Linked DNA regions of Homo sapiens: region 1 is linked to region 2. Evidence: chromatin contacts called from ENCODE Hi-C or POLR2A ChIA-PET data. All regions are on one chromosome and are shown on one strand. Each heading gives the region's core, a stretch centred on a gene start or an enhancer-like site at or near the end of the contact. The rest is flanking DNA. Distances are from core to core; before and after follow the strand shown.

What was found. A loop is a pair of places that touch in the nucleus more often than their neighbours do. ChIA-PET counts read pairs that join two places held with the same protein, here RNA polymerase II (POLR2A). Pooled maps may share reads with other maps.
Region 1: a loop to region 2 is called in a map of sigmoid colon, with 2.8 times the contacts of the local background. The contact joins the promoter of TCEAL2 here to the promoter of ZMAT1 in region 2. A Hi-C loop is called at or near these places in 2 of 168 maps with a recorded cell type or tissue (ascending aorta and sigmoid colon) and 2 of 50 pooled maps. POLR2A ChIA-PET finds 5 or more read pairs at or near these places in 1 of 52 experiments (WTC11).

The regions. Positions count from the first base shown.
Region 1 is chrX:102,124,103-102,126,928 of GRCh38, forward strand. TCEAL2 (transcription elongation factor A like 2) reads left to right here and starts at 1,577. Exons shown (of 3, transcript NM_080390.4): 1 at 1,577-1,704; 2 at 2,271-2,343; 3 at 2,702-2,826. The coding sequence starts at 2,729.
Region 2 is chrX:101,930,629-101,933,328 of GRCh38, forward strand. ZMAT1 (zinc finger matrin-type 1) reads right to left here and starts at 1,399. Exons shown (of 6, transcript NM_001394560.1): 1 at 1,089-1,399. The coding sequence starts at 1,380. RefSeq lists an enhancer at 1,178-1,678.

The sequences.
Region 1 (2,826 bases), core at 327-2,826, 190 kb after region 2:
AGGAGAAATAGTTGTTAATACTTTGGCTCCATTAGCAAAATAACTTAGCAAATAGTTACTGAAGACAGCTTAAAATCACTATAATTAGATGATTAAAACAGAAAATCAGTTCTTTTCAACTGATTTGATATTATTTTCATCAAATTCTTGAATAATTATAATAATTTTATGGAAGTTTATACTGATGAAATTGAAACACCTAGCCTCGATAATTCAGGAAAAAAATTCAACATTGAGGACAGAATTATTGGTGATGTGGTGATAATGACGAATACACATATTGATAGAGCAAAATACTGTAGGAAGATCAAGGTTTTACTAAATGAAGAAAGATGTGTAGCAGAAATATAATCAGAATTGCTTGTGTAACACACATAATTCATAATCCTGTAATCATGATAAGGTATTTTGCAAATCAAAATAAAAATAGTTGTTGCCCAGATATACACAAGACATACACATACATATGTACACACATATACATCTATACATATATGTGTGTATAAATAAACATGTGTATATATACATATACATGTCACTATACTGTAGAAGCTAAAATATTGGTGATTCTTAGTTTTTGTGGGTGGTGGCTTCACGAATGTGAAAGAAAAGGAAAGAAAAAAAAGACAAAGGATGGGAAGGGGAGGAAATAATAGGACGGGAAAGAAAAGGGAAGGAAGAGGGACAAGCAGGGATCGATGATAAGGGTGTGTTGTAAACCAAGGACTATGATGAATTTGTGCATCTGAAATTCATATTTAAAATGTTTTAATGCTTTCTTTTCTACCTGTCTGACATTCTCTCTCTATGAAAACTGATCAAATGTTGGAAGGTAAGTTTCAAGTGTGGAGAGAGACCAAGGGAGATGGCAAGAAGGAAGTTGGTAAATCAATTTGGGGTACACGGGCTTTGGGGTCCCTCAGGGACACTCAGGCGGTGATGTCCAATAGACAGTTGGCAAAGCTGATATGAGACACGGAGAAGGGAACAGCCTGGAGCTGTAGATCTGGGAGTCATCGGTGTTTACTGGAAATGAATGAGATCACACAGGGAGAGACAACTTGAGGACTGAGGAGAGAGGAGGCCCAGGACAGAACCCCAGGAACACCGCCACTCAAGGTGGCAGCTCAGCTTCCTGGCAGGCACCACTACCCCCCGGGCTCTGGAGTCAGGCAGAGCCGGTATTGAAAGTGGGCTGTGGAGTTCTGGGGCTGAGCGCTCTTGGCAAAGTCCGGTACCTCTATGATCAGCTGTCACACCTGGCGATAATGGGCATCAGAGAGATATGCCTTGCGAGGATGCTGTGAGCTGCGTCAGGTAAAGCACCTAGGGTCAGAAAGCCACCTCTCCTCCTCTTCTCCGCGACCCCACTTTGCTACACAAACGCACCGAGACTCCGACCGTCCCCAGCCTCCGGTCCCTCAGGGATGGAAGGTGAGGTATGTCAGGAAAGAGAGGGGGGCCCAGCTCCAAGGTGAGGTGTGTCAGGCAAGAGCGGGGGCAGAGCTCCGGTGACGCGGTGCTCACGTGACCCGCCCGGCGCCTACGTGGGCACCAGCCCCCGCGCCCGCCCGCCAGCCCGCCCAGCGGTCGGGTCCGGGCGCCCGCGCAGAATCAGCTGTCTGAGCTGCCCAGGCGGCGGGGGAGCAGCGAGCGGGCTTCAGCGAGCCGCAGGAGGCACAGGCCTGTCCTGGGTCCCCGCAGGTCAGTGTGAAGGCGTGCGCTGCCGGCGGACCCTGGGACAGGGGTGGAGGGGGCTGGCAGTAGGATTGGGGAGGGGGCGGAGAAGGGATCCGGTAGATTGGGGAGGAGGGGGATGCGGAGTCGCGGGGGCGGGGGCAGTGGAGGGAGAACCCCCGAAGCAAGCCTGGCTCGCCTTCTCGACGCCCCCTTGCACTGAGTCCTCCATCCATTTTAGTGCTGGAAATGGGGGGTGGGGGTAGCGACCCCGCAGTGCGACAGTGAAACGTAGACATATTCTGGAAATAACCCCTTCTCACAATCTACACCCATGGAAACACTTGATCTCCGCAAAAATGAGGTGGCGCTGGGGCAGGTTGCCTCCGGGGAAGGGGGACACAGAGACAAACGCAGTTTGGAAAGCATCCTGGTTTGGTGCCCGAGGCCTGGAAAGAAATGGCGGCTGGGGTGCGGGGGAGGTAGGGGAGGAAAACGGTGGGTAAGCAGGGCCTGGACTCAGGAAAGGGAACCGAGTCCCTGTGAGCCCGCTAAGCGCGCAGCCCCTGCCCCTGTCTCCTGTCTGTCCGCAGGTCTGCGCGTCTGTTGTTCCCAGCGCTCTGAGAGGCCTGAAAAGGAAGAGCAACCTGTCCAGAATCCCCGCAGGTCCGTGAAAGCAGGGGGCTGCATGGACAGGGGCCCACAAGGGTTGAGAGTGTGGAGGGCACAGTCAGGGCCGAATTGGGGCCCCTGCCCATCCCCTTACCTACATGAACACACACCTTACCAGGCTGAACCAGTGCAGAGAAGGTGGCAGGGCCTGCCAGGGAACAGCTGGCTCACGTGTGTGGGAGGAGTGGTGGGCTACGTGGTGGGCAGAAGGCCCTCTTGGAGGCCCAGTCAGCTTAGGGGAACCCTCACCAGGGGTGAGATGCAAGTAGTATCCAGACCTGCATTCCACCCCATGCCCTCAGTCTCCCATGTCTCCTCTTTGTCTCCTCTTCCCTCCACACCCATCCCCCAGGAAAGGAAAAGGAGGGGAAATCTCGACATGGAAAAACTCTTCAATGAAAATGAAGGAATGCCTTCGAATCAAGGAAAGATAGACAATGAAGAACAGCCACCGCACGAGGGAAAGCCAGAAGTAGC
Region 2 (2,700 bases), core at 149-2,648:
TATTTTGGTGTCCACAATCTTTCACTTTGGAGGCAAGTTAGCAACATAAGGTAACACAGCAAATTCTGGAAATTAATTACGAAATTTACATGGCAAAATGCTTTACTGGGATGCTCTGCAGTGGAATGGTCTCCACCAGCTAAGAACATTTCCCAAACTGCTTTAAAACACATTTCAATGGCAAATTTTACAGTTTGCTATTAGTAGGCTGTTTACAAGTATACAGAACTTTGTGTGAATACCGCTTATATTGATACAGTCAAGAAATATCTTTTTATGTTAGGAGTAATATGTGTTGGTAGGTACAACAGAACTTATTAAAGCCAAACCACCTTAAAGATGGACCTGTAAATCTTGCTTTACTAGGTCACATCCTCAAATAGCCAAAGAAAACTCTCCAAAGTGATTCCTGAAATCTGTACTTCTGCCACACTCTCTTCCTCTCTTTCCCTAGTAGAGTCCCCTCCACCAGACCTTACCTTCCTAAAATCCGACAGATCCTACTTTAAAGCTCAAGTATACACTTGTAACCTGCCCAAATTTCTAACGCCATCTCTCTGTAAATATTCTACTTCTAGTTTCTACACTGCAGGACGTTGAACACCAAAGGGGGTTTACTCCCCCTTATTTCTTCGGTATTTCCTCTTTTATCTCCGCCCCTTTCTCCATCGGTCCCCGTTCCCTTATCCTTGACCCTCTTGGCCCACAGCACTTCTATCTTGCCTCCTCTCTCTTCCAAATCACACCTCAGCTTCCTACAGCACACTAAGGTGTCCTGGCTGGGAGAGAAATTATGTGGTATTTTTTTTTCCCTTCAAACTCCTGCCTCATGAGTACCTGCAATTCTTTTGCCTGGGGGCCCCCATCCTTTACAGGTGGGAGAGGTAGGGAAGGCCCTCTCTGCTTCAGTCCATCTTGCACACTCGGGGCTAATACGGCGGGGCGGGGCGGGGCGAGCTTGGCCTTTACTGCGCCACGGCAGGTGGGGGTGGGGCAGTGGCGAACCGCGCCCAGCCCAATCTCGGACGGGCTGAAGAGAGGCAGCGAAGGAGATGGGGCCGCCCCCGCACCCCGGGACGGGAACTCACCTTCTCTGAGGCAAGGGCGGGTGTCTACTTTAAAACTACTGCCCCCCCTCCCCGCCGCCGCCATAGTGGAGCCGCCAAAGCCGCCGCCGCCGCCGTCGCCACAGCCACCGGCAGGCGGGCAGGCAGGGGCGGAGGTGGCGGAGGAGGCAGGAACAATTACTGCCGCCGCCGCCGCCGCCGCCGCCGCTGCCGCGCAGGCGGTGTAGGAGGAGGAGGAGGCGGCAGAGACGGTAGCTTCCTGAGGGGAAGACTCCGCCGCCAGCGGGGTGACTGTGCTCGGCGCCGCCGCCATCGCAGCGAGGCGCGCGGACAATTGCACTTGCGTCTCGATTCCGTTAAGCTCCTTTAGCCCCGCCTTCCGTTAGCCCCACCCCCTTTGTTCCTCTTTTTAACGCTTCAGCTCGAGCCTCGTTCTCGCTCCTCAGTCCACCAATCGGAGAGCTTTAAGCCCGCCGGCCGTTTCCCCCTCCCCCACTGCCTTGCGTCACCCCACCTCCCTTTGGAGGGGAAGCAACGACGGCCAAGGGCAAAGGGCAAAAAGCGCGGGATGTGAAAGCACGTGGGCCTCGCACAGTGAGGCTTCTTTGGAGATCTAATCTAAAACCAATTTAAGAGGAAAAAATGTCTGGAAACTATTGATCTCACCTCCAAAATATCTCTGAAATATATCTTCACCTGGCTTTTTTTTTCTCTTTCTTTTTTTTTTTTTTTTTTTTTTTTTTTGAGGGAGAGTCTCGCCCTGTAGCCCAGGCTGGAGTGCAGTGGTGCGATCTCACTCACTGCTACCTCTGCCTCCCGGGTCCTGGTTCAAGCAATTTTGCCTCAGTGTCCCGAGTAGCTGGGATTACAGGCATGTGCCACCATGCCCAGCTAATTTTTGTATTTTTAGTAGAGATGGGGTTTCACTATGTTAGCCAGGCTAGTCTTGAATTCCTGACCTCATGATCCACCTGTCTCGGCCTCCCAAAGTGCTGGGATTACAGGCGTGAGCCACCACGCCCGGCCCCTGGCTTTCTTAAAGCACTTAGTACAGAGAATAGAACAGAAGCTTTCATTCTGACACATTGTTTCCGTGGCCTCTTAAAGGACTGCCTATCTATCGATCTGCCCATCTTAATTACAATAACTTCCTGTGAATTCAGCACCCAATAGAAGTACTAGAATATTACTGATCACTTAAATCTCATCTTGTCCCCCCAACCTCTCCTCTCAAAGAGACCAATATCCTGATTTATATTTATTATTTCTTTGCATTTTAACATATATTCTTATCACATAGATATGTGCCTAAATAGTGTTGTTTAGTTTTGATTGTTTTCAATTTTCACAAATATTTATATCTTTTTCTAGGTAGCATTCTGGGACTTGTTTCTGCTTTTTTTTCCCTCAAGCAATACTCTTACCTCAGCCTCTGGAGTAGCTGGGATTACAGGAAGGAGCCACCATGCTTGGCCTGGGACTTGTTTCTTTCACGTAACATTCTAAGATTCATCTATGTTGTTGCTTGTAGCTGTAGTTATGCACTGTCGATGCTGTAGGATATCTCACCCTTTTCCTTATTGATGGGCACACCTCCTGGTGCCTTTGTGCAAGTCTCCCTTAAGTATTCTCT